Regions from separate parts of the Homo sapiens genome. Here all the other regions are linked to region 1. Evidence: chromatin contacts called from ENCODE Hi-C or POLR2A ChIA-PET data. All regions are on one chromosome and are shown on one strand. Each heading gives the region's core, a stretch centred on a gene start or an enhancer-like site at or near the end of the contact. The rest is flanking DNA. Distances are from core to core; before and after follow the strand shown. Region 1 holds the start of TRERF1 (transcriptional regulating factor 1). Region 2 holds the start of BICRAL (BICRA like chromatin remodeling complex associated protein). Region 3 holds the start of CCND3 (cyclin D3). Region 4 has its middle 38 kb from the start of TAF8. Region 5 holds the start of TAF8 (TATA-box binding protein associated factor 8).

Region 1 (4,914 bases), core at 727-3,226:
ACTCCCTAACCCTACTAAACGTCTCCGGGTTGGACCCGAGATGCTAAAATTATCCTAGCAAAGTTAAAACTCCCAGCATCATCAAGGTAGCTGACAGCTAAGACCTACAACTCTTCTGCAGAAACCAGTAGGCTGAGGACCAAGAAAACAGAGGCAAGGAGAGGCAAAGGCTGCTGGTTAACTAGTTAAGCACTGAGGACTCCTGCTGTTATCCTCTCCAGTCAGTGAGCATCAACACCACACTTCCTATCGCCAAACTCCTTTCTTAAAAGGGTCAGTGATGCAGAAGGTGGGTGCTAACTGGGACAACTTAAAACTCCCCTTCTTAAAACTCTCCTCAATGACCTGCTGAAAAGTGCACCTGGACCGGTTTTCAGGAGATATTTTTTAATGAACTCTTTAGCCACTACAGGGGCGGTCATTCCTAAGCACGACTTCCACGCACTCACAAGACAGCCCAGGCCATGCTGAATTGAAGCCATCCCCTTCAGTACTGGCACTTGCCAAAGCTGCGTCTAGTCTGGGGAAGAGTTTCCACAAAGCTGGCTCTAACAGGCCGGTAGAAGACACACGGAGGAACCAGAAAGCGTTTTCTTGTAACCTAAGGATGGCAGGCGCACATGCTCCAGTCCAGTGCTGGCCAGAGGCTGCCTGCCAGGTGCTCTCGGCCTCCGCTGGTGAAGGAGTGGTTTGGTTGGTTTTTAATATCTGTTTCTTAAGACCACCGGCAGTAACTTCCCAGTCTCCCAAACTGAAGTTGGGGAGTGAAGGAACAGGTTTACCCCCTTACACATTTCTCCCATCTGGGTGGCCACACTAACTTCTGGGGAGTACCCAGCCCCCACAGAGCCCGCAGGCGCGTATACATACACATATGTATCATGTCAAAAACCCCAAAAGGCAGAGTCCTGCGGTTTCTTAGCTGGAGAATGAAGCCTTTATAACATCACAACCTCAAATGCAAGCCCACCATCACTACCTTTAAGCCAGGGTTGCCAATTATAGCGCCCACCTCATCCCTCCCCCTTTGCTGGGATGCTGTGCAGCCCGGAGAGGGAAGAAGGGAAGAAGGGAGAAGGCCTGCTTGCATAGTGAAAGTAAAGGGGGGGGAGACTTCTCCTTCTGTCTCCCCACTCTTCCCTCCCCACTTCGCCCCACCCCCGTCTTCTCGAGGAGCATCCCCAAACTAATTTTTTAAAAATGAAACTTAATAAGCTTCTTGCCTACCTTGGCTGTTTCTGCAACAAGTGCATGGGCAATCCGACGAGAAGACCAGTATCCGCTTGGGGGGTGAGATGGGGGGCGAGCAGAGCTGATGGAGTAATTTCAATATTAATTTATGTCAGCCGCCTTCTCTCAGCGCTACTCACTTACTGTACTGCCCTCAGCCTGTAAACAAATATCGCTCCGCCAGGAAACATACTCCCCAGATGCAAGCCCCTCTCCCCAGCAGGGAACCTGGCCCCTCGTCCCCCCGACAAGAGTGTGCTCCCCCACCCAGGGTAGGAAGCTTTGGGTTTCCAAAGCACCAACCCACCACCTCCTCCACCACCCCAGCAAGAAACTTACTCGGTCCGTCTACGCCTCCACCCTCCCTTCAGGAAATCTACTCTCCATATGCATTCAGCCTCCCCGCAGGAAATCTGCTCCCCCCTCCCCCCTTCTATATACATGCACCCCTCCCTCTCCTCCTCCCCATGCGCCCTCCCCGGCCAGAAACTTACTAGTGAGCAAGCGTGCAGGCTCTCCTGATGCTGGAAACTTACTCCCAGATATAGCGCCCGCCAGCCCCCTTTCCCAGCCCTGCTCCCCTTCCTGCCCTCCGCCGCAAGCAACTCCAAACTCTCCGCATCCAGCCGTTCTCCCTCCCCAGTGGAAATTTGCAGCGCCGGGCTGCGCGCGTGCATCCACCCTCCCCTTCAGGAAACTTACTCCCCATCTGCATGCACCGCCTCTCAGCCATCGCTTAGAGGGAAGGGGGTGTGCTGGGGAGACAGAAATACATATGTATCTCTCGCCCCTCCCCCGGTCGCAGCCCACTCGGGGCCGAGCCGCGGTAACCTGGCCTTACCTTTGCATTGCTCCCCATCCTCGCCCCCTCCCTTAACCCTCCTTATCCGCTCCCCGGTACCCCCCTTTTTTCACCCATTACCCACCCCTAGCAACCGTTCCCAAGCTCCTCTCGGCCTTTTTTTTTTTTTTAAATCCAGGATGCAAATTCCTCCCTTGTCAGCAAATCGACTGTCAAATTATTTTCTTGCAAAAGGAGAAAGGCGGGGTGGGGGGGGGGAGCAGGAGCAAAAAGAGGGGGAGGGCGGGGGAAGGGAGGGGGAAGGGAGGGAGAGGGACCGAGGAGGGGAGATATCCCTCCGCAGAGCTGGGTCTGGCCGCGGGCGGGGAAGCAGGAAGTAAGGTGTCCAGCGCCGCGACCGGCTGGTCGTCCGCCTCGGCCCCCGCCCGCGTCCCCTTTCCCCCGGGGCGCAGCGCTACGGCGGGCGCGGGCCGCCCGGCGCATTGTTCGCAGCCTTCGCGGCGGTGCGCTGCTGACTTTATTTGTGCGCTTTGCGTGTGCGTGAGGTTGCACCTTTTGTAGGCTGGCGAGTCTCTGGACGAGGATGGGACGGGGGACACGGGCCCAGTTGCGGCCCTGCGCGAGCGGGACCTGTCAGCCCTGAGGTGCAGCGGACCCTCCGGCATGGCCGGAAAATCGAGGCCGGGGAGAAGGCAGCGTGGCCGGGAAGCTGCCGCCTTAAACCCGGACCAGTGCAGGATTGCTTCCTGCGTAGCCGTCCCGGTTATTGTAACACGCTTTGCAAGCTAACGACTGGGGTTTGTGAGGGGGTTTGTTTATTTTTCTAAGTGTTTGCAAAGATGCCGAGGTCGAGGCGGGCTGCGAGGAGACGGTCCGCGCCTACCCCCACCGCACCCTGGCCTCGGTGGGGCTGGGAGAGGGCTGGGGCTCCGGAGAAGGGGCTGGAGGTTCGCGAAGCGCGCGTCTCCATCCCTCCGCCCCGATGGGGGCGGGGAAGGGGTGCAGTAGACCGCGCTGGAAGAGCAGCTCTCTGGGGAGGGGTCTCCCTTGCCGCGGCAGGCGCAGCAGGCCGGGGAGGGGGGTTGCCTAGGAGAGGGGCCGGGCGGCGGAGGGGAGGGGAGGAGAGGGGGCGCGGGTGCAGCCGCCGCGCGCGCTCGCCCCTCCTCGCGCGCCATGACTGTGGAACGTGGTGCCGGGGAGGAGGGACGGCCACCGGGGGCCGCCCGGGGCTGCTCGGCATTGGTGCGGAAACCCGAGCCCGGAGTCGCTCCCTCGCGCTGTCTCCTCCTCCTCCTCTGCGGGGGAAACCGCTGCACCCAAACCGGGAGCAGCTGCGAGCAGGGGGCAGGGCGCGGGCTGAAAGGCGAGCCGAAGGTTCAAACCTCCGCGGCGCGGGCGGGGGCGGAGGGCAACAGCAGGACGGCCCCCAGGTCCCGAGAAGGCGTGGCAGTGGTCGGCCCAGGTGTCAGGGAACCTGGCCTGAGACCCCTGCATTTCCAAGCTTCTTTCCTGGTCAGAGGAAACGTGAACCAAAGGTAGTTCAGCTAAACAGACCACCTCGAGCCGGGTTCGAGGCATCTGTCTCGAGGGCAAGACAGTATTTTTTGCACGACAGAAAGTTACACCATCCATTTTTTTCCGTGGGGGAAATCATTGCGCCCCTTCCCCCAAAATGTCGCGCAAGAAGAATGACCTCCCGCTACCCAGACCTTCGCCAGTGTCCCCCACCCCACCCCCACCCGGGCGCTGGGTGTGGATTGGGCGGAGGGAGGCTATATGGGAGCTTAAAGCATGAGGTCATGAGCGGAGGAGACTGCTGCCAAAAGCACCCGAGGTTTTTGTGTTTTTTGAGGGGTAACGGTTCTCCATCTTCAGCAGTGGAAAGTCCTCCCGCCTACCCTACCAATTCTGGGGCACGTGGACCACAGAGTCCCTGAAAAGAGGAGGGGACCCGGGCTATTTCGCTTAATGAGCGTTTGGCGCGTGCCCAGCCCTTTATGGAGCCCTTCCACATAAGCAAAGAAAGCCGAGGGACAGCGCACAGTGTTGCGGCGACTGGGAAAGGCTTCAGATGCTCGATGTCCCCCGCCCTCTTTCCTCAGTCCTCGGTCATCTTCCAAGTGGGCTGCTTTCTGCGATAGCTTCCTGTCCCCCTCCGACCCATTCCTCCCAAGCGACTAAAACTCCTAATGACATTATTTTAAAGCCTTCAAAACCCTCTTCCATTGCCCTTAGAATAAAGCCAAGTTGTGATTTCGCCTCTACAGACCTCTCTACCCGCCCAGCTCTTCCTCGGATATTGTAAGCCCCGTCAAGCTTTCTTTGTTCAAGGGGTGGAGGAGGGGGCGCCTAACCTTTCCCCTTCCACCTCTTCTTACTAACTCCTGCTGGACCTTCAAGATTTGACTCAACTGTCAGTAACTTCAAGATGCCTTCCTGAGGGTACACCCAGGTCTCTACCTCAGGGGAAAAGACCTACCCTAGGTCTCCTGGCAGCAGCGCTGTGGCCGGAGTTGGCCCCAGTGGCGGCCTTTTTCCAAGCGGAGGAGGAACAGCCAAGCTAAGCTTGACCACCGTCACCGCCCAGGGACCTGAGCGGGAGCTGGCTAGGACAAAACCTCAAAACGGGACTTGGGAAAACCGCACCACCCAGAAAACTCAGCCCCTCCACCTCCCTCCCAGCACACACACACACCCTCTTAATCTAAAACTCCTCCCCGGGGCAGATAAGGAACCTATTCGGAGAGTTAAGTTAATTGCCCCAGGTCAATGTGGAAATTCACAGCCTGTCTTTCCAGCTCCTAAACCAGAAGCTGCAGAGAAGGAAGGATTTGGGATTTGCGGCTACACAGCCAAGGACGCTTTTGTCATCTTCAAAGGAC
Region 2 (5,197 bases), core at 1,260-3,759, 330 kb after region 1:
ATCTGAGAAAACACCTCAATGATACTGTGTAATACTAAATCACTGAATGTATTTTTAAGGCACATTTAAATATAAAGCATACATTATGAATGATAGAATGGCAGTACCAGAACAAGATATAGTGTTTTTCTTTGTTTGTTTTTTGAGACAGAGTCTTGCTCTGTTGCTCAATCTCAAGCGATTCTCGTGCCTCAGCCTCTCTGTAGTAGCTGGGACTACAGGTGCATGCCACCATGCCCGGCTAATTTTTGTATTTTTGGTAGAGACGGGGTTTCACCATGTTGACCAAGCTGCTCTTGAACTCCTGGCCTCAAGCTATCCTCCCATCTTGGCCTCCCAAAGGGATTGCAAGCGTGAGCCACGGCACCCAGCCAGATCTTTTTTATTATTTTTTAGAGACAGGGTCTCACTCTGTCAGCCTGCCCATAGCTCACTGCAACCTCCAACTTATGGGCTCAAGCAGTCGTCCTGCCTCAGCCTCCCCAGTAGCTGGAACTACAGGCATGTGCCACACATACCTGGCTAATTTTTAATTTTTTTTTTAGAGATGGGATCTCGCACCATGTTGCCCAGGCTGGTCTCAAACTTCTAACCTCAAATGATCCTCCTCCCTCAGCCTCCCAAAGGGCTAGGATTACAGGCTTGAACCACTGTACCCTGACTAAAAAGATCTTCTGTGTTGAATATGACAACATTGTATGCCGGCCCCAACAGATTTAATTTATGCAACATAGTCCAGTTACAGTATCCTTATATATGCAAGAAAGGTGTACTACCATTACATTTTTTTTTAATGCTTAAGGGGATATAGAAGCCATACAATAATTTCACTTAAATAATTTTAATCTAGAGAGAGTTTTATTGAGAACTCACCAAATATCTGGGAGAGATGGGCTTGAGCCATTTGAGAATAGCTACTCCATAGGCAGAGCAGCTGAGCATTCTGTTTATCAGCAGGATCCTATTGCTATATGCATTACAAATGAATTTTAAAATAATTTATAACATTTCTTAGGCTTAATATGTATTTTTTAAAACCTGAATTACATTCTGTACAATTCACCTTTTACCTATCCTTGATGTTTATTTAAAATAAAAGACAACAAAACCCCTAGTATATTTTGTGGGCATTTGTAGTTAACCTAGACTACAAAGGCACCTGCTCCCACTCCAGGCCACGTAATGTTGTTGTTGTTGTTGTTTTGTTTTGTTTTTGTTTGAGTCTTGCTGTGTCGCCCAGGCTAGAGTGCAATGCGCGATCTCCGCTCACTGCAACCTTTGTCTCCCGGGTTCAAGCGATTCTCCTGCCTCAGCCTCCCGAGTAGCTGGGATTACAGGAGCCCACCACCACGCCCAGCTAATTTTTGTATTTTTAGTAGAGACAGGGTTTCACCATGTTGTCCAGACTGGTCTCGAACTGCTGACCTCAGGTGATCCACTCGCCTCGGCCTCCCAAAGTGTTGGAATTACAGGCGTGAGCCACCGCGCCCGGCCTGGGCCACATAATCTAAATACTTTGGATACTAGATAGTTTACAGAGAAGTTTCAACAATTTGAGATTTGAGATTAAAAATAGGTGGTAGTTATACTTGGACCAAAGAATGTTAAAAGATTGACTAGCTCTCTTTTAAGAATGAGGGGGTTATGTAATGAAAATTCCGCAAATATAGAGATAAAAGATATCTACATAAAGAGAAGGCAGTAGAAAATGAATGTTTTGAGAGTGATTTACTCTGCCTCACCTTCCTTTTAGTCACTGAAGTTTTGTTTTCCTTTTTAATGTTCACATACGGGCTTCACAGGTAAGGTTTCAAGAATTTTGGAATGGACAAAGAGTGTTGCAAAGGAAAGCTTAGTACATTTGAAAGTTAGGATGAACCAGTTATTTGCCTAATAACTAAGTTAAAAGTCGTTTTGGTTTTTAAAAAGCATATGCAAAACGTATTCACTGAGGCTTGCTCTAATTAGAGTTCTAAACAAATCTTGTAGGGTTTTTTTTTTTTGTCTTTAATCTCCCCCCTTCCCGTGTCAAGTTAAACTGGGTGGGTGGGTGGGTGTGTGTGTGTGTGTGTGTGTGTGTGGAGAGAGAGCCTGCAAGAGAATTAGCACGCACCTCGTGGATCTTAGTAATTGTTTTAAAGCCAAATAAAACTGTTTCTTGAATAAACCAATACATTTCTGAAGTTGAAAAGAATCCCAAAGGAAACGAATGAACATCCTTGCAGCTTGATTTTCCAAAAAAAAAAAAAAAAATTTTTTAAATTAAAAAAATCCTAATCTCCACATTTTTTGCCAGGCGAGAACCGAAGTTTGGAGGTAGACGAGCAGGCGAGCGGTTTGCCCGGGCGCAGAGCATGAAGGCCGGGCGGGCGCGGGGAGCGGCGCCCCGGCCCGGCGCGGGGGTGAGCGAGAGAGAGAGCGGAGCGCGTGTGGCCGGCGCCGCTCGGCCGGGAGCTCCCGCGCTCCGGCCCCCGGCCCCGCGCCCGCCGCCGCCGCCGCCGCCGCCCCTGTTGCGATGGCGCAGAAACCCCGTTGACAAGGCACTGCTTTTTCATGACGGTGAGTTTCCCTTTGAGTGTATTATAATTTTGTGATAAAAATTTCAAGGAGAAAAAAAAAACACACAACCTCCTTCCTCTGCCTCTTTCCTTCGGGGAGGGGAAAAGCGAGGGAGGGGGGGCTGGAGATCTGTCTCCAGACTGAAAAGAAAGGAGCAAATTAAACACCGAGTTGCCAAAACCAGGATATTAGGTTTCAGCCCAGAGAGCTATTGGCTAAGGCTGTGTTTTTTTTTTTTTTTTGGGGGGGGGTGGGTTTGTGGGTGGGTGATGGTGGTGGTGGGTGGATGTTTAATGGACACGGAGAAAAGGGGAATCGAGTGTTTATGCCTTTCCCAGCGCTGCCGGGGCCCCGGGAAGACCAAGTTCAGTGTCTCGGGCGGGGGCGCAGGCGGGCAGGGGGCGGCGAGGCCGGGCCGGGGGCGCCTCGGCGGGGTGGGGGCCCGGCGCCTTTCTTTTTCCTTTTTTTTCTTTTCCGCGGATGCAAATTTCTGGAGCGGGGAGAGGGAGAGCCCGGGAAGGGGGTGGCGTGGCGGTTGGTGGTGGGGAGGGGAGGGGAGGGAAGCCTTTTAATGACTCATTGATTGAGCCGGTTTAAAATTAGTTGTGTGCGCGAGTGTGAGTGTGTTTTCCGCCCCCCGGAGCCGCCGGGAGCCGGGAAGGAGGGAGCAGGGCTCGGCGAGGGGAAGACGGCGCGGCGGGGCCGCGAGCAGGGGGCAGGGAGGGCCTGGAGTGACGGCGGGCGAGGAAGAAAAATAAGCTTTTCCAATCTCCTCCCCTCTGTTTTCCCCCCCTCGTTTCTTTTCTCTCTCGGAAGCTCTAGGGTGTGAATCACATTTTCTTTCTTCTCGGCAAAATGGACCCCGCGTCTGGGGAGGGGGAGGGGAGAGGGTGGGGAGGGAGGCGGCGGAGACGGGGTTTATTTTTCATCCTGGCTTCCCCATTCCCGCCGCATCTGCGGGCGGCCGCGGCGAGGAGAGCAGGTCCGGGGTGCGGCGGGGAGAGCTCGGGGCAGGCGAGTCGCCCCGGCCCCGTTCCCGCTCCCGCTCCGAGCCCGCGGCGGCGGCGCGCACCTGCCGCGGGACTGCCCCTTCCCAGCCGCCTCGCTGCCTTTTCGAAGCACCGCCGAGGATCCGCGGCCGCGTCCGGCCGAGCCCCCAGCCGCGCGGAGGACCGGCGGCCCAGCCGGGCGTCTCCTGCGAGGCCCGCGCTGTTCGCCGCGCCGGCCAGAAGAGATGTGCGGCTGGGACGGCGCATTTTTGGCCGAGTGCGCGCGGGCGTTATGCTGTTCGCGCCCCCCCGAGTCGCCCCAAATGCGGGATATTGGGTGGGGGGGTGCGGTTGGAAGGCGCTAAGATGGCGCTGGGCCTGGCCTGTCGCCAGGGCTGGTGGCGCAGTTGCTCGGCGGGCGCCATCTTTCTCGCGGCGCGGGCGGCGCCCTCCGAGGACATCTCGATGACCAGGGCGCCGCGAGGCCCGGGGCTAGCGGGAGCCGAGAGCAGGGTGCTGAATTCTGGAGATGGGACTGGGGTCGCGCGGCCTTCTCCTTCCCCACGCCCCCAGACCCAAAAGACGAGGCCGCCGGCTCGGAGCGGGAAGGGCTGGGGCCAGCTTCTTCCTCCTAACCACTTGTTTGTGATGGAAGAAGGGGGCTGGGGGTCGAGCCTCGCGGCTGATGGGTTCCCTCCCTGACCCCGCACCCCCACTCCTCCCAGTCGAAATTGGAGGTGAGGCGCTCCTGCCATTTTCTCTCCTGCGGTCTGAGAGTGGACGTCTTTGTCTTCTCTGGCCCGGCGTGGGGGCAGGGCATTGAGCCTTTTCCTTAATTCTTCAGTTATTGAAAGTAGAGTCCAACCAGGTTACAAAACTAAAAAAAAGAGTCCAGGACATTGTCTGTCTGCCTTCCGGTAGCATGGTTCTCTGTGGGTACCCTACGCTTCGTTTCTTAGTTTTACTCTAAAACAACCCTGAGGAGACATTTACTAGTTGTCAGATTACGGGAAGGTGATGGGTTCCAGTTTTTTGAAACTTTTTTTGTTGGCTTTCATATTACTTCAAATGGCAGTGAATTAAAACAGTTTCTTAGAACTCTAATCTGAAAAGTTAAATACGCTTTAAAACAGTCTGAAACTCTTCTAAAAAGCAAAACTGCATTATTAAAAGCATCCATGTAAGTATCTGTTGGTAGTATCTATTAGAGATGGGGGAGGGGTTTAACTTTTACATTATTATTGAAAAGAGGAGGGGAAAGGTCTATAAAGCTCTGATCTCTCTAGAAGTCCACATACATGGAAAGTAAATAGTTAATTTCTAGTGTAGAAAAATAACACCGTGGTGCCAGTAGGTGTGTCCTTGTGTTTATAAATATACATAGTGGATGTTTTAGACCATTTAATGAGACCTATTATATATTGAATACCTGCTGTATGCCAGGAACTGTGCCTGATGCTTTGTATAATTTCTATTATATCAGCCCAGAAATAGTGATTTTATGATCTGTCTACCGGGGAATGAACTAACGTTCATAGAAGTATAGTAATTGTTCGAGGTCTTGCAGTTTTAAGTAGTAAAGTTGCCATTGGATCACAAAAGCTGTATTCTTCCCCCTACACCTATGGTTTCCAAATGTGAGCATCAGA
Region 3 (5,177 bases), core at 2,092-4,591, 510 kb before region 1:
GACAGATAAATTACAACGCTACCCCTAGTGCATGTCCCAGGAGCCAACTCCTAACTCAGCAGTAAACAGAAGGGACTCAGCTTCTAAGGAAGCATCTGGAAGGCAACTGGGAGTGGGACTCTCCCTATGGGGAGGCAAGGGGTTGTGTTTGAGGGAAAGTGGCCACCTTTCCCCATATCCAGGCAACCAGAGAATCCCAGTGTTAACTGGTGGAGAACACACCCCTGGGAGTGCTTAGCTTCAGTAGGTGGCAGCGGCCATCACATTCCTGACTTTTAAGGCAACCTGGTCTAGCTAGAAGACCCAGGTTCTACACTCATCTGCTCAGTGCGATGCTGAGGCAGGACCTTGCCCTCCTTCCTTGGGCCTCAGCCTCCTCTGCTGCACACGGATTTGGACCAACTGGAGTTCTCAGAGGTCCCTTCCAACCTTGACCTTCTAGGAAGTCTTTTGGGCACTCCACCCCCAGCTCAGGCAGAGGGAAGAGTACTTTTTGCCTGTACTGAAAAACCCTCATACGTGGGCACACAAACCACCTCCATCTTTTCACAAAAAGGAAGTTCCCCTTCTACCTTCCAGCCCCAACCCCTCCAAAAACATCTTGCTCTCTGGCCCTGGAAACTAGCTCCACCTTCAGACTTGCCAAAAACTACCAGATTCATCACAAAGAGCTGTGGCGCCTCCTGGATTCCCAACTCTGGCCTCCTACTCCCATCTCTGAGCTACTTGGCAGGAAGAGGAATCCTGTTCCTCGACTCACAGCAGTCGGGGGCCCCAGTACCCTGGCTTCCCTGCCAGCCAATCACAGCAGCCTGCTTGCTGCCCTCCTCCCTGGGAGATGGGGCCCAGAGACTCCTCTCAGGGTCAGCAGAAGACTTGGCCCGCCACAGAGCAAGGTGGAGGAAGGTGCCAGCTCACCCACCCTCTCCCCCAGCCTCCCTAGGAGACAATCTGCATGTCCTAAATAACCTCTTCCAGATCCAGCAGCTCCCCCGCCTCCTCCCCAGGCTCCTTCTGAGGCGGGACAGAACCGGTGACTTTCCTGCCCGGCCTGAGCCCAGCCCAAGTTTCCAGCAAGAGGCCCAGGGAGCCACTTCCCAAACCACAGGAGTGACAGCAGCTCCCCACAGGGTTATGAAAGACCTTGGTCAGAGAGGGCGGGCCAGGGGAGGGGGCACCATTATCACATCGGAAGCAGATGCAGCTCACCTCCCTGTCTGTCCCTCAGCTTGGGCCTTGGGCTAAGGGGGGAAGAGGGAGCTGTTTCCACCAGGCCCAAAGCAGCTGCTCCAGTTCCTCAGAATGAGGACGAGGAAGGATTAGGAAGAAGCTGTTTCTTCCGGGATATAAGAGGAAGCAAAGAAGGTGGGATGAAATACATCAGCCCTTCCTTAAAGCAATCAGGGCCTGGCTTTAATTGGCTCTGGGAGGCTTTTCTATCACAAAGTCCACATGAGGATAAAGACTCAACCAAGGCAAAACCCCCTCCCCCACATGAAGCACATTCCACTCCCCTACTCCAGTGGGGGTGTGCAGGCATGCCCTTCTGCTGCCAATAAATAACTCATGGTGGCTGCGTAAACCCAGAGGCAAAGTACTAGTGAGTGTAGACATGCAATTTGACTTGTTGCTATCTGGGGGAAAGACCAGGAAGGAGTGGCATCCCCTGGAGGTCAGGAGGAGGGGGTTTAATGCCTGCCTGCAGCTCAAGCCTGGGCGGGAGTGATACTAACCATCACACCACAATGCCCCATCGTTTGTTCCACCCCAATTCCTTTCCCAAAGGTCCTGATCCCCTTGCTTCCTCTCCAGGGGGCAGAAAGCCTCTGATATCTCAAGCTTTCCTTTTCCTGGAAAGTGGGGAGACAATACGTGTCGGGGGTGGGGGGAGTTACACACGCACCCGCAACTGGCGGGGAGAGACAGCGTGGTCGGTGTAGATGCACAGTTTTTCGATGGTCAGGGGCGTGGTCTCGCGCAGCTTGGAGGCCAGCAGCATGCAGACCGCACCCAGGAGCTGCAACTGCGCCTTTCGGGTGGGGACGCAAGACAGGTAGCGATCCAGGTAGTTCATGGCCAGGGGGAAGACTTCCTCCTCACAGCGCTGCTCCTCACATACCTGGGGGAGGGCGCACAGTCACTGCTGGGTCTGGAGCGTGGGGAACACAGCAGCGGGGGGGTGGGAGCGCTGAAGTGAGGTGGGATAGGGAGCAAAAACGGCAGAGAGGGTAAGCTACTTAGAGAGACAAGGACCAATAAAGGAGGAGGATGCGCCCTCCCCAAGGTGACGCCCCCCACTTCCTCTGCGCGGCCTCCTCCCCTCTCCCCTTGACGGGGGAGTGGTAAAGCCAAGGAGCCCTTGCTCACGGAGGATTCCAAACGGAGACTCCCCTCCCCCACAGCGAGGGGAAGTGGGACGCAAGGGTCACCCATGGTAGCCAGAGAGCTGGGACCTCACCCCCATCACCGCCACCACTGCACACACCCGAGGGGAAGGGAGGAGGCTCCTGCCGCTGCCTCCTGCACTTTTCATTTCCCTGTCGGCCGGAACAGGGCGCGCGCCACCCCCATCGCCTTCCCCGCCAGAACCCCGCGAAAGACACAGGAACCGGCTCCCGGGCGGGGGCGGCCGAGCCCAGGGTTTTCCAGGCGCGCTCTCCGGAGAAGGCCGGGAGGCGGAGGGAAGCGGGAGACGCTGTGAGAAGCCGAAGGGGAGAGAGTGTCCTTGGTCCCGTTTGCTCGGCCCGAAGAGAGGCACAGTTAGGGTGCCAAGTGACTGGCAGTCACTGTCGGGAGGAGCCGATTAGGGCTCGGGAAAGCAAGGGAGGCAGCTGGCGTGGGTGCCCTAGTGAAAGGCCAGGCCCCGGGAGTCTTAGCCTCGGAGCATCCTGCAGATTGCTGTGGGGACCGGGATGTCCCGACAGGGCGGCCCCGGTGTGTCCAGACCCGGGAGCGGTGGGGGAGGGGGACGCGTCCGGGCGGTACCTCCAGCATCCAGTAAGCCAGCATCTTCCGCATGTGCGGCTTGATCTCCCGCTGCACGCACTGGAAGTAGGAGGCGCGGGGTACGTAGCGCTCCTCCAGGCGGAGCAGGCTCTGCAGGACACGCTGGTCCCCCAGCAGCCGCGGGTCCGGCCCGGCCCGGGGCGCGTGCCGGGTGCCTTCGCAACACAGCAGCTCCATACTCGGGCAGCGAACAGGCAGGGCGGGAGTGCGGGCTCGCGAGTCCCAAGGCAGGCGACGGGCCGGAGAGCGCGGGGCGCGGGTCTGGCGCTGGCGCTGGCACTGCGCGGCGGATCCCCAGCCCGCCCGCCGCCCGCGCGCGCGCGCCGCTTCCCTGACAGGCGCCCCGCCCCTCGCGACGATGTAGCAACCGTGGAATGCTCGGACGTCGCAACGCTCCGAGGGGCGGGGCTGCGGCGCCCCGGACGGAAAGGGTTGGCTGAGCGCTCTCCCCTCCCTCCCGCGGCCCCATTGGGCCGCTGAGCGCAAGCCGGCCGGCTTCCGGGCACTCCAGGCCCTCTGGACCACCGGGTGCAGAGAACTTTCTAGGAGGTGGGCCTCCTACCCACCCACGGGCCCTCCCATTTTGCTTCTCGGACTCTAGTCACCCAGGAAACAATTTTTCTCCAAAGGTCATTCATTCACTTATTCATTCGTCAAACCCTACTTCACCGGCTGCTTGCTCTAAGGAATGCGATAAATAATGTCAGAGCTAGTTCTTAGTGAACGCTGCTCGAAAGCCTCACGATGTAATGACTCACTACATCTTCACGAAAACTCGGAAACCGAGGCAACTGTCATTCAGTTGGTCCGTGGCAGAGCTAGGATTGGGAAGCTGGCCTTCTTGCTGCAGATTCTGTGTTCTACACCATTGCTAGTTAAACTGTGATCCCAGACCTGTCCCGTGCGTGGTCATCGCCTGGGAGCTGGTTAGAAATGCAGACTCTCAGGCCCACCCCTAACCTGAATCAGAATCTGCATTTTAACTAGATTTCTGTGCACTTTAAAGTATGAGAGCTTTAGTCTAAGTCAGCATATAACAGAACGGAAAGGCCATGGAGTCATGGCCTCACCTTGTTAAGTTGCTTGCCTAGGTTTGGACAAGCCCCTAAAGTCGGCCTTAGTTTCTGTTTGGAGAAACTGTGGACGGAGAAACTAGATTCTCATTGAATCAGTTTCTTGCACAGACTCTGTGAGATCTACCGGTTGCATTTCTTCCACCTCCCAAACTTTTGGTTACTTTGTAGTTTTACCGGAAGCTAGATTCCACTTGACGAAGAGGCCGAAAAAGACCTCCAATAATGCTCCAAATGGGAGGAGGCCATGAGGATCCCTGCCCTACTGGGGTCCTCCTGACTTAGGAGACACTAAGGAAGTGTCTAACCATTTTCTGTTAATTATTCTTTTTTTTTTTTTTTTTTTTTTTTGAGACGAAGTCTCACTCTGTTGCTCAAGCTGGAGTGCAGTGGTGCGATCTGGGCTCACTGCAACCTCCACCTCCCGGGTTCAAGCAATTCCCGAGTAGCTGGGACTACAGGCACGCACCACCATGCCTGACTAATTTTTGTATTTTTCGTAGAGATGGGGTTTCACTATGTTGGCCAGGCTAGTCTTGAACCCCTGACCTCGTGATCCGCCGGTCTCGGCCTCCAAAAGTGCTGGGATTACAGGCGTGAGCCACCGTTCCCGGCCGAATTATTCTTTCTTATATTATAAATTGTATTGTAGTTTTCATATCATAAAATATTCTTTTACATTGTAGAAAACTTCAAAAATACAAATAAGCCACAAAAAAAGGAAATAATCATTTGCAATTTGCCATGAAATAACCCTTTAATATATCAATGTTTATTTTTCTAATCTTTGTTCTATGAATAAACACACATTTTAAATGGAATCATCACAAACTGTTTTGTAAGCTTTTTTCATTAAAAAAATACTGTTAACACTTTTCCATGCTATTAAATATTCTAGGACATAATTTGTAATAGGGACATAATATACCATTAGGTGAATGTACAAAATGTATTTTGGCAAACCTGTATTGGTGGAAATTTAAATTATTTCTAGTTCTTCTCTATTAGACATAATACTGTAAAATATTTTTGTGGTAATATCTTTGTGCACACTCATGATTATTTCTAGAAGTGAATTAATTTCTAGAAGTGGAATTT
Region 4 (4,778 bases), core at 669-3,168, 360 kb before region 1:
GTGAGCTTTTCCATATTGTGATTTTGAAATACGGTGTCCTCATCGGTAAGTGTGGCTGAGGAGAGAGCCAAGAAGTTCTGAACAGAATGTGGCTTTCTCTCCTGTGCCGGGAGCACCGTGGCCACCACGTGTTTTCAGTTCAGGGATTGTCCTCCAGGGGTGCACATGTGTGAGGTGAGCAACTCCTTCAGGAACTCTGAGTTCTCCTGGGGAGAAACAAACCTTTTAAATCATCACAAGCAGCTCCCCTGATCTGCGGCACCCCCTCTCCAATGCCAGAAGCTGCCCCCTCTTCCACCACCCTCTCCTGACAATCCAAATAGAATGAGCAAAGCGGTTTTTTTCACCCTACGTTCCTCAGGCCAGATACATTCTAGAGAATTGTGAGACTTTGCCCTAAGCTGCCAAGTGCTCCCCAAGGAGATCGGTCACCAGGAGAGCAGCCACAAAGGTCAAGAAAGACACACACGGAAGCAAACCCAGGCTCTGTGCTCCTTCCAGCCCTTGCTGGTGCAGATGCTACCCCACAAGCTTGTCAGATCGCCCAGGTGACGGGCCAGGCGCAGCCATCGGGAAGGTCATTCAGCCAACCCAGAGGATGTAGACCCTGTCCTCAAGAAGTGCAGGGCGAGTTCTGCCGTGCCCTCTGAAATACTCTCCCTCCTCTCAGAGCCCTCCCTCGAGAGCCTGAGTGCACCATGTCTTGTGGCCTCGCCTGAAGCCTTCCTCTGGCTTCACAGAATGCTCTGGAACTCTGGGGTCTGGTCAGGGAGTGTGTCCTCAGCTTGTCTGGAGGAGGCCTGCATCCCTCCTGAGCTCTTGGAGGTGCCCAGGAACCCTGCTTCTCCTCACAGGGCCTGGCCATATAGCCAGCTCCAACCCAAAGCCCTGCACAGTGCCTCACCCACTCCCTTCTCCTGGTCTCTCCTCAAAAGAATTTTACATGATTTTAAAATAATAATAGCTTTCATTTACATAGTGCTTACATTTATATAGCACTTACTATGTGCGATGTACTAATTTAAGTACTTTATATTAACTCATATAATAAATGGACACAACACAAAACTCAAAAGGTACAAAAGAATAAAACAGTTAAAAACTATGCCTTCTTCCTTCTCATTCCATTTCTTCAGTCACCCCATTCCCCACTCCAGAAACAGCTACTATCACTGGTCTTATGTGCGCCTTCAAAGCCATTCCAGGAATATATAAGCACACAGATATCTATTCTTTCGTTATTACACAAGGGGTGGCTTATGAAATGCATGTTCCGTATCCTTGTTTAAGTTTTCCTGGTTTTCTTTTTCACTCCCCTGAAATTCTTACCCCCTTTCCCACCCCTAAACTCTGAGCACGGTGACAGGGAGGAAAGATGCCTGGCAGGTCTGTGGCCAGTCCCTACCTGACAGCTCAGTTAGCTGCAAGTGACCAAATTGCTCTGAGTCTCACCTTCCTCATCGATAAAGCAGGCTCGTAATGCCTCAAAGGTGTCATGGAGAGATGTGGTATTAGAGATGACAAGTGTGGGCTGGGCGCAGTGGCTCAAGCCTGTAATCCCAGCACTTTGGGAGGCAGAGGCAGGTGGATCACAAGGTCAAGAGATAGAGATCACCCTGGCCAACATGGTGAAACCCCGTCTCTACTAAAAATACAAAAATTAGCTGGGCGTGGTGGCTTGTGCCTGTAGTCCCAGTTACTCAGGAGGCTGAGGCAGGAGAATCGCTTGAACTCAGGAGGCAGAAGTTGCAGTGAACCAAGATCGCGCCACTGCATTCCAATCTGGCGACAGAGCAAGACTCCATCTCAAAAAAAAAAAAAAAAGAAGAAGAAGAGATGACCAGCGTGATCCTTGTGGAAGAATTAATTGACATTCTTCCCAGGCAAGCTTCCTCCCTCCCCAGAGATGTCGTCACCTGATGGGTGGGCAGGGGCTGGGCTATGGACCAAGCACACCCTCCTGAGAGTGCAAGTGACATGCAGGAATGGGAAGTGTTGCACTGTGGTTCATAGGTGCCTCAGCGGGGAGGGAGAGAAGGTGACCTAGGAGGGCTGCATTCTTGGCCTGTGATTCAGATGTTGGCACTGATGAGTTGGTAGCTCTGCCCTCTTTTGGAAGATTGGATGGGCACCCTCCCCACCTCCAGGAAAGCCCTGCCCCAGAAATAGCCTGGGCCCTCCAGCCCCCTTCACTGCAGAGCTTTCTACGGCACAGAAGAGATCCAAGCCTGAGCAGGCCCCAGCTCTGGGTCCTCCCAGGAGCACCAACCCCCTGAGGCCTCCTTGCCTCAGCCCATGCCCTGCCAGGGCATCCACCAGCCACCCAATGCAATTGCCAGCTGTCCAGCCCCAGTCCCACTCTCACCACCATCTTCTTTCTTTTTCTTTTCTTTTTTTCTTTTTTTGAGACGGAGTTTTGCTCTTGCTGCCCAGGCTGGAGTGCAGTGGCACGATCTCGGCTCACTGCAACCTCTGCCTCCTTGGTTGAAGCGATTCTCCTGCCTCAGCTGCCCGAGTAGCTGGGATTATAGGCATGTGCCACCATGAACAGCTAATTTTGTATTTTTAGTAGAGACAGGGTTTCTCCATGTTTGTCAGGCTGGTCTCGAACTCCCGACCTCAGGTGATCTGCCCGCCTCGGCCTCCCAAAGTACTGGGATTACAGGCGTGAGCCACCGTGCCCGGACACCATCTTCTTTCTTCTTCCATCTGATTGTGTTCAGAAGTGTAAGGCCCATGGTTACATTCAGCCTGGTGGGAACTAAGCTTAAAAACCCAAACACAGCCAGGCACGGTGGCTCACGCCTGTAATCCCAGCATTTTGGAAGGCCGAGGTGCACGGATCACCTGAAGTCAGGAGTTCAAGACCAGCCTGGCCAACATGGTGAAACCCCATCTCTACTAAAAATACAAAAGTTAGCCAGAGGTGGTGGCGGGTGCCTGTAATCCCGTCTGCTCGGGAGGCTGAGGCAGGAGAACCACCTGAACCCAGGAGGCAGAAGTTGCAGTGAGCTGAGATGGCACCACTGCATTCCAGCCTGGGAGACAGAGTGAGACTCCGTCTCAACAAACAAACGAACAAAACCCCAAACCTTTTAGGAAACTCAGGCCAAACTACAATGGAGGGACCTGCCCAAGGTCACTGAGCTACTGTAATAGGTGCCAGAGCTGGGACTAGAACTCAAGACTCCGGCGAGGCCCTACCCAGATCCAGCCAATTCACTTGCCCAAAGGAAAGGATGTTTCCAGTCCCTCCTGGCCAACTCCCAACCGTGGGTGAAGGTCCCTGAGGCGTGGGTGGACAGGGAGCCCTGGGACTCCACATCAGTAGCATTTTACATGGAACACATTATTGGTGGGGTTATTTTTACTGGAAAATTTTGAGGAGAAGTTTTATAATTGAATACATGTAAATATATTAGGAAATATAGTGTAGAATGCCCATGAAAAGTAAAGTCTCAAGGACATTTTGCTTTTTTAGTGGCAGCTTCAGGCTTCTCTCCTAAAGCTCGAGGGGGTGGGAGGGCATGTCTATTTGCTCCTTTTTTTGTTTGTTTTGGCAATCTGGGAGGAAAAATATTAGAAGCACTGGTCTAATTAATGGTTCTGCCTTAAGCCGGGTGATAATGATCTGGTTCCTTTGTTACATATCTTTTTATTCCATAATGGATTAGAAACAGCTTATAACAAAAATAATAAATAACAACAATCTATGAAATTAAAAAGCAGGCCGGGCGCAGTGGCTTACGCCTGTAATCCCAGCACTTTGGGAGGCTGAGGCGGGCGGATCACGAAGTCAGGAGTTTGAGACCAGCCTGGCCAACATAGTGATACCCCGTCTCTACTAAAAATACAAAAAAATTAGCCAGGCATGGTGGCACGTGCCTGTAGTCCCAGCTACTCGGGAGGCTGAGGCAGTAGAATCGTGTGAACCCAGGAAGTGGAGGTTGCAGTGAGCCGAGATCGCGCCACTGCACTCCAGCTTGGGCAACAGAGTGAGACTTCATCTGGGGAAAAAAGAAAAAGAAAGAAATTAAAAAGCAGAACCAGTGGAAAATGGACTTTAGATAAGTCAATTTGGGCGTGAGGAGGAAGAGGGCCAGGAATAAACAAATAAATATACATAAGATGGCAATAAATGCTGAGGGAAAAAATTAAGCAGGGTAACGAGAATAGAGGGTGTGGAGGAGGAAGGGCATTGCCATTTATTTATTTATTTATTTAATTAGAGACAGGGTCTCGCTGTGTCACCCAGGCTGGAGTGCAGTGGCGTGATCTCAGCTCACTCAGTTGCCCTGGCTCAATCAGTCTTCCCACCTCAGCCCCCCAAGTAGCTGGGACTATAGGCGCACGCCACCATGCCCTGCTAATTTTTTTATTTTTAGTAGCGACGAGGTTTCACCATGTTGCCCAGGCTGGTCTCAAACTCCTGGTCTCAAGCTATTCACCCACCTCAGCCTCCCAAAGTGCTGGGATTACAGGCATGAGCCACCGTGCCCAGCCTGGGGTATGGCCCTTTAATGGAGTGATTACGGAAGTCCTCTCCTCTCCAAGAGGGTGACATTTGAATTGAGACCAATGGAAAAGAGCATTGGGTGACACAGGAATAGCCAGTGCAAAGGCCCTGAGGCAAGAGTGGGCTTAGCGTATTTAAGGAGTTCAGTGTGGCCAGCATGGAGTGGTAAGGGGCAGGAGTAAGAGAGCGTTGGAGCATGTGGGGTCTTGTGGGCATCCTAATGATAACAGTGTTTACCATGAAGGGGTGGGCCAAACAGAGG
Region 5 (5,226 bases), core at 1,521-4,020, 400 kb before region 1:
TCCAGTTCTGTGGAATAAGTGCCCCCAAAGACTTCTATGCTTTTCATCCTTCTGAACCCAACTCAAATGTCCTTTTCTCTCTGAAGCCTTCCCAGCCACCCCAGCCAGTGTACTTGGCATCTATGTCTATTGTTTTGTGATCCATATTAGCTGTGGATGAATAACATCATTGCACCCTCAGCATTCCATATAATGCCAGGCACATAGTAGGTGTTCAATCAATGCAAATGAATAACTTAATGCTCCCTTAGTAACAGCAACCAATTTATTCAGTTATTCCTCTTGTTGGCACTTCAAGAGACACAGAAGAAGCTAAGATCATCATCTATGTATCAATCAGACACCACTGAGGGGTCCCTCCCTCCAGTTTCATCCCGGTGCACTTGCCAGAGCACTCACAGACTCCCCATCCACACTGGTCTGCCCTCCTACTGGCCTTCCACCCCATCTTTGAGGCATGAGAAGACCAACAGCCCGGTAAAGCCACGGGGCTTCCAGATCAGCTGGAGGGGGTTGTGCCGATGTGTGTACATACAGAGGGCTCAGGGCCTTTGGGGGTTTCTCTGCCCTTCAATTCCGTGCAGAACACCTCACTCAGTGGGAAAGTGAGCCAAGCTTTCGGTGCCAACTAGGAAGTGATGAGGATGCGGCGACCCCATTGACCCACCCAGCACCGATCCCCAACGCATGGTCTCCAGCCTGAGCTGACATCCCATCTACCCCGGTTTCTCCAGCACCCAAGCCTACCTCCTCGTCAGGTGACCTCCCCGGAGCACCGACTGGGGTCGCAGGCGCTCTGTCCCGCCGCCTCCGGAGCCTGCCTTTGGGGAGTGGGGGTGGTCGCAACCACCAGCCGCGAGGAGAGGATTGCACCTCTCCCCCCCGGCCGGCATCCGAACAGAGCCAGTCTCCACCCCTGCAGTGGCGAAGTGTTTACAAAGTCCGCGCCGCGCCGCCGATCCAGAGCTGGGCAGGAAGTGGGGAAGAGGGGGCGGAGGAGACAAAGGGGCTGGTGCTCTGCTCAGCCAAGTTTCGGTCCCCGGCCTGACTCTCCCACCCCCTGTACACCCTCGGCGAGGCCAGGAGGCTCATCCGGCGCCGCGCACCCCCGCCCGCAGCCCCCGCCCCACGCGGCATAGGTGCGGGGGCGGGGCGCCACGGAGGCTCAGGTGTGGGCGGCGGGGCCGGGGCAGCACGGGTTCCCGGACCGCTGCCTCCCGGCGTTGGCAACTCCTCCACGTGCTATCCAGGAAGTAAACAACATCATGAGGAGCGACTTCTTTTTCTTTTTCTTTTTTTTGAGATGGAGTCTCCCTCTGTCGCCCAGGCTGGAGTGCAGTGGCGCGATCTCGGCTCACTGCAACCTCCGCCTCCCGGATTCAAGCTATTCTCCTGCCTCAGCCTCCCGAGTAGCTAGGACTACAGGCGCACGCCGCCACGCCCGGCTAATTTTGTGTATTTTTAGTAGACACGGGGTTTCACCATGTTGGTCAGGCTGGTCTCGAACTCCTGACCTGAGGTGATCCACCCGCCTCGGCCTCTCAAAGTGCTGGGATTACAGGCGAGAGCCACCGCGCCCGGCCGATTTCTTGACTCTTACTACACGTCAGGCACTGTGACAGACTCTTTCTGTGTATCATCTCATCTTTCCCCCAGCTTTACAGAAGAGGAAACTGAGACACACTGAGGATTAAGGTCAAGTGCCCGAAGTACCATAGCTGGCTAGTGTTAGGATCCAAGCCCAGAATCTGCGTCCTGCCAGGCACCTGCAAATGGGGACGAACACGGCGCAGCTAGAGGGGCTGACAGGCTAGGGAGAAAACCACTGGTAGCCGCGGGCACCCCACGCCCTGGGAGTGAGGCGGCAAGGGACAAGTCTCCCGCCCCCTAGACTTGCCTCGCAAATACTTGCGGGTCGAGGGCGCGAAGGCAGCAGGATGCAGCGATAGACTTGGACTAGGTGGTCCAGGCTCTACTTCCAAGTGGGCCATTGACAGGCGGGGCGGCCCTCAGCACAAAATCACCAGGCTGGATGCTCCAGGGTTTCCCAACATTACTCGCTCAGAAGAATCATCTGGGGAGCTCCTTAATGAGAAAGATTCCCAAGCCCCTCTTCCAGAGAGTGAAGTCACTGGGATTGGGCTGGGCCCAGCCAGGTGTTACTAATAATAAGACAAGTTTGGAAAACCCTGCGAGTGTAGATGATCTCCTGGTATGCTCTTTATAAGAACCGATTTTCATATTAAAATAGGTTTCTTTTAACTCAGTGAAACCGGGCGCGTTTTCCTGGCCCACAACCAAGCCACTGAAGGCCCCAGAACACTTCACTCTCAAAAGGTCACGTGAGGCTGGCGCGGTAGCTCACGCCTGTAATCCCAGCACCTTGTGAGGCCGAGGCCGCGGACTGCTTGAGCTTAGGTGTTCGAGACCAGCCTGGCCAACATGGCGAAACTCGGTCTCTACTAAAAATACAAAAACTAGCGGGGCGTGGTGGTGCCCGCCTGTAATCCCAGCTACTCCGGAGGCTGAGGCGGGAGGATCGCTTGAGCCTGGGAGGTGGAGGTTGCAGTGAACCGAGATCGCGCCATTGCACTCTAGCCTGTGAAACGGAGCAAGACTCTGTATCCAAAAAAAAAAAAAAAAAGTCACGTGAGCCGGGGTCACCGGAGGCGTCCCCCAACCGACTGGGCTTCGGAAAACCAAGGGGCGCACGCCGCCCCGCCCCGCCCCGCCCCGCGACTACAAGTCCCATCGCGCCCCGCGCTCGCGCACACTACGCCAGAACAAGATGGCCGACGCGGCGGCCACAGCTGGGGCCGGTGGCTCCGGAACGGTAAGGGCAGGAAGCGCGGGCTCGGAGCCGAGAGAGTTTGGGTATCCTGCAACTTTCCCCTCGACTGAGCAACAAGATAATGCCCAGAAATTCAGCCCCATCATGAGCTCCGACTGGCGGAGGGTGTTTTCAGGCCGTAGGCGCCCCCTCCTTGGGACTTGGCTGCGGCCTCCGGAGTTGGCGGACCTGTGTCTTGATTGGCTCGTTCGCTGTTGGGGGTTGGGAGCCCGGAACACCCCCGATTGGTCTGAAGATGCCGTTTTCGCCTTCTTATTGGCCGGCCAAAGTTGAAAGGCATTCCCGTTTCAAAATATTTAGCTTTCTTACTTTTTTGTGCTTTTATCTTTTGCCCTCCTCTCCTCGCGGTCACCTCTTGTTACTGTTTTCATTTTCCCTTTCAATGAAATGGTGTGAAGATGGGAGGCACAAGAGAGGGATCCTGTTTTTTCTGCGGGACACGTCTTAATCCCATCATGCGTGTTTCTTCAGCTATGTATTCTAATAATCTGCTAAAGTAGAAAGTAAAAGACCTGCTATTTTATCTCATTGGGACTGTACGTTTTAGGTAAGCGGAGAAGTGGTCTCTGTATTTAAAGCACCTTGGGTGCTCAATTTTTACTCAGTTGGCCAAGATCTGTAAATCTAAACATTAAGCACTGATTTTTAAAATAAAATTATTTAGTAAAATAACTTTGCTTGCCGTTGACCACGTATGAACTATGTGATTGCATCCTTCTCCTGTGGATGAAAATCTCTCTGCTGATTCACAGAGATCGGGAAGTAAACAGTCCACTAACCCTGCCGATAACTATCATCTGGCCCGGAGGAGAACCCTGCAGGTGGTTGTGAGCTCCTTGCTGACAGAGGCAGGGTTTGAGAGTGCCGAGAAAGCATCCGTGGAAACGCTGACAGAGATGCTGCAGAGCTGTGAGTACATGGAAACACTTGGCCTTGGAGTCAACCCCAACATCAGTTCTGTGCCCTGCTTTGTGATAGTGTTTGAGAGGATTTAAGAAACAAACTTTTTTCTTAAGAGGGGAGAAAAAAAATTTTTTTTAATGTAAAAAGTTGAGAAAAGAAAACAGCACAATGGGCCGAGCGTGGTGGCTCACGCCTGTAATCCCAGTACTTTAGGAGGCTGAGGCGGGTGGATCACCTGAAGTCAGGAGTTCAAGACCAGCCTGGCCAACGTGGCGAAACCCCGTCTCTACTAAAAAACACACAAAAAAATTAGCTGGGCGTGGTGGCAGGTGTCTATAATCCCAGCCACTCGGGAGACTGAGGCAGGAGAATCGCTTGAATCTGGGAGGCAGAGGTTACAGTGAACTGAGATCGCACCACTGCACTCCAGCCTGTGAGGCTCCATCTCCAACAACAACAACAAAAACAGAAAAGAGCATAATGAAGTGACTTACAGGCTTTAGAATCAGATAGACTTGGTGTACATCATCACTCTGTCACTTAATAGCTTGGGCAAGCCACTGAATCTCCTGAACCTCAATTTCCTCATTTCTGAAATGGGATAACAGTTTCTACCTCATGGATTTGTGAGTGTAAGTGAGATGTATATATAAAACATTCAGTGCTGGGGAGATTTTAAGCTCTTGGTGAGTTATGGGTGCCCTTAAGGACTTTTGTTGGGGAGTCAGGACTAATTCCCCATGCAATAGATATCATCACATTATGTAATGAAATGCTAGATTGTGTGATACAAAGAATGAAGGGGAAAAGCCCCCCCCCCCTTTTTTTTTTTGAGACAGAGTCTCACTGTGTTGCCCAGGCTGGGGTGCAGTGGCACAATCTCAGCTCACTGCAGCCTCCGCCTCCCAGGTTCAAGCAATTCTCCTGCCACAGCCTCCCAAGTAGCTGGGATCATAGGCGTGCACCACCACGCCTGGCTAATTTTTGTATTTTTAGTAGAGACAGGGTTTCACCATGTTGGCCAGGCTGGTCTTGAACTCCTGACCTCAGGTGATCCACCCACCTTGGCCTCTCAAAGTGCTGGGATTACAGGCATGAGCCACTACACCCAGCTGAAAAGCTACTTTTAAAAGGAAATGTGTTGAGATTTAGAAGCCCGGGTGTGGTCTTACAGAGGCTTTTCTGCATGTACAACATATTTCCCTGTTTTGAACTTTTGGGGCATGGGATGGGATGAGGGATGGAAGTATTTACGGTGTTTCTTAGGGATCAACAACTATGAAAGGAAGTAGGAGAAAGGTTTGGGCAGAGGGAGATGTGGGGTGCAATGCAGGCCCAATAAAGAAGTGGACAACTTAGCCAGGACCCCTGGAGCATTATTGCCCATCAAGCTGAAAAGGCCCTGCCTTTATACTCAGGTCTTGATCAAACAGTAGATGTGGGCTACCCCAGGAAGGGTGATCTTGGGCAAG

The links. A loop is a pair of places that touch in the nucleus more often than their neighbours do. ChIA-PET counts read pairs that join two places held with the same protein, here RNA polymerase II (POLR2A). Pooled maps may share reads with other maps.
Region 2: a loop to region 1 is called in a pooled map, with 5 times the contacts of the local background. The contact joins the promoter of BICRAL here to the promoter of TRERF1 in region 1. A Hi-C loop is called at or near these places in 1 of 37 single-sample maps with no recorded cell type and 10 of 50 pooled maps. POLR2A ChIA-PET finds 5 or more read pairs at or near these places in 8 of 52 experiments (AG04450, CD4-positive, alpha-beta memory T cell, CD8-positive, alpha-beta memory T cell and 5 more).
Region 3: a map of chondrocyte shows a loop between it and region 1 (2.1-fold over the local background). The contact joins the promoter of CCND3 here to the promoter of TRERF1 in region 1. A Hi-C loop is called at or near these places in 1 of 168 maps with a recorded cell type or tissue (chondrocyte) and 10 of 50 pooled maps. POLR2A ChIA-PET finds 5 or more read pairs at or near these places in 1 of 52 experiments (WTC11).
Region 4: POLR2A ChIA-PET joins it to region 1 with 17 read pairs in PC-9. The contact joins the enhancer-like site here to the promoter of TRERF1 in region 1. A Hi-C loop is called at or near these places in 1 of 50 pooled maps. POLR2A ChIA-PET finds 5 or more read pairs at or near these places in 5 of 52 experiments (BJ, HEK293, MCF 10A and 2 more).
Region 5: a map of naive thymus-derived CD4-positive, alpha-beta T cell shows a loop between it and region 1 (9-fold over the local background). The contact joins the promoter of TAF8 here to the promoter of TRERF1 in region 1. A Hi-C loop is called at or near these places in 1 of 168 maps with a recorded cell type or tissue (naive thymus-derived CD4-positive, alpha-beta T cell), 1 of 37 single-sample maps with no recorded cell type and 10 of 50 pooled maps. POLR2A ChIA-PET finds 5 or more read pairs at or near these places in 6 of 52 experiments (A673, CD4-positive, alpha-beta memory T cell, H1 and 3 more).

The regions. Positions count from the first base shown.
Region 1 is chr6:42,449,950-42,454,863 of GRCh38, forward strand. TRERF1 (transcriptional regulating factor 1) reads right to left here and starts at 1,977. Exons shown (of 18, transcript NM_001395490.1): 1 at 1,725-1,977; 2 at 1,228-1,312. It overlaps LOC124900214 (arf-GAP with GTPase, ANK repeat and PH domain-containing protein 2-like), which reads left to right and starts at 2,411. Exons shown (of 4, transcript XM_047419627.1): 1 at 2,411-4,333; 2 at 4,831-4,914. The coding sequence starts at 2,872. The coding sequence ends at 3,969. LOC107986596 (a long non-coding RNA gene) reads left to right here and starts at 2,411. Exons shown (of 5, transcript NR_171668.1): 1 at 2,411-2,676; 2 at 4,268-4,333; 3 at 4,831-4,914. RefSeq lists silencers at 2,442-2,521, 2,992-3,431.
Region 2 is chr6:42,779,543-42,784,739 of GRCh38, forward strand. BICRAL (BICRA like chromatin remodeling complex associated protein) reads left to right here and starts at 2,510. Exons shown (of 13, transcript NM_001393499.1): 1 at 2,510-2,559. LOC401261 (a long non-coding RNA gene) reads left to right here and starts at 3,954. Exons shown (of 2, transcript NR_134654.1): 1 at 3,954-5,197. RefSeq lists enhancers at 3,319-4,008, 3,865-4,054, 4,009-4,698, 4,075-4,144 and a silencer at 3,445-3,784.
Region 3 is chr6:41,938,467-41,943,643 of GRCh38, forward strand. CCND3 (cyclin D3) reads right to left here and starts at 3,342. Exons shown (of 5, transcript NM_001760.5): 1 at 2,986-3,342; 2 at 1,904-2,119. The coding sequence starts at 3,183. RefSeq lists enhancers at 1-628, 629-1,444, 1,025-1,319, 2,401-2,530, 2,573-3,524 and a silencer at 3,041-3,490.
Region 4 is chr6:42,086,358-42,091,135 of GRCh38, forward strand. It overlaps a transcript of TAF8 not described here. Among named protein-coding and RNA genes, the nearest start is that of TAF8, 38 kb to the left of the region's middle. RefSeq lists a silencer at 1-28. Within about 2 kb of position 1,919, at least 5 of the 41 ENCODE cell types and tissues checked have a DNase peak (open chromatin) inside an H3K27ac peak, as active enhancers do; they include PC-9, where a contact is called at or near this core.
Region 5 is chr6:42,047,754-42,052,979 of GRCh38, forward strand. It overlaps TAF8 (TATA-box binding protein associated factor 8), which reads left to right and starts at 2,771. Exons shown (of 9, transcript NM_138572.3): 1 at 2,771-2,833; 2 at 3,604-3,760. The coding sequence starts at 2,789. It also overlaps a transcript of CCND3 not described here. RefSeq lists enhancers at 588-637, 2,394-2,945, 2,727-3,276, 2,946-3,497 and a silencer at 1,008-1,257.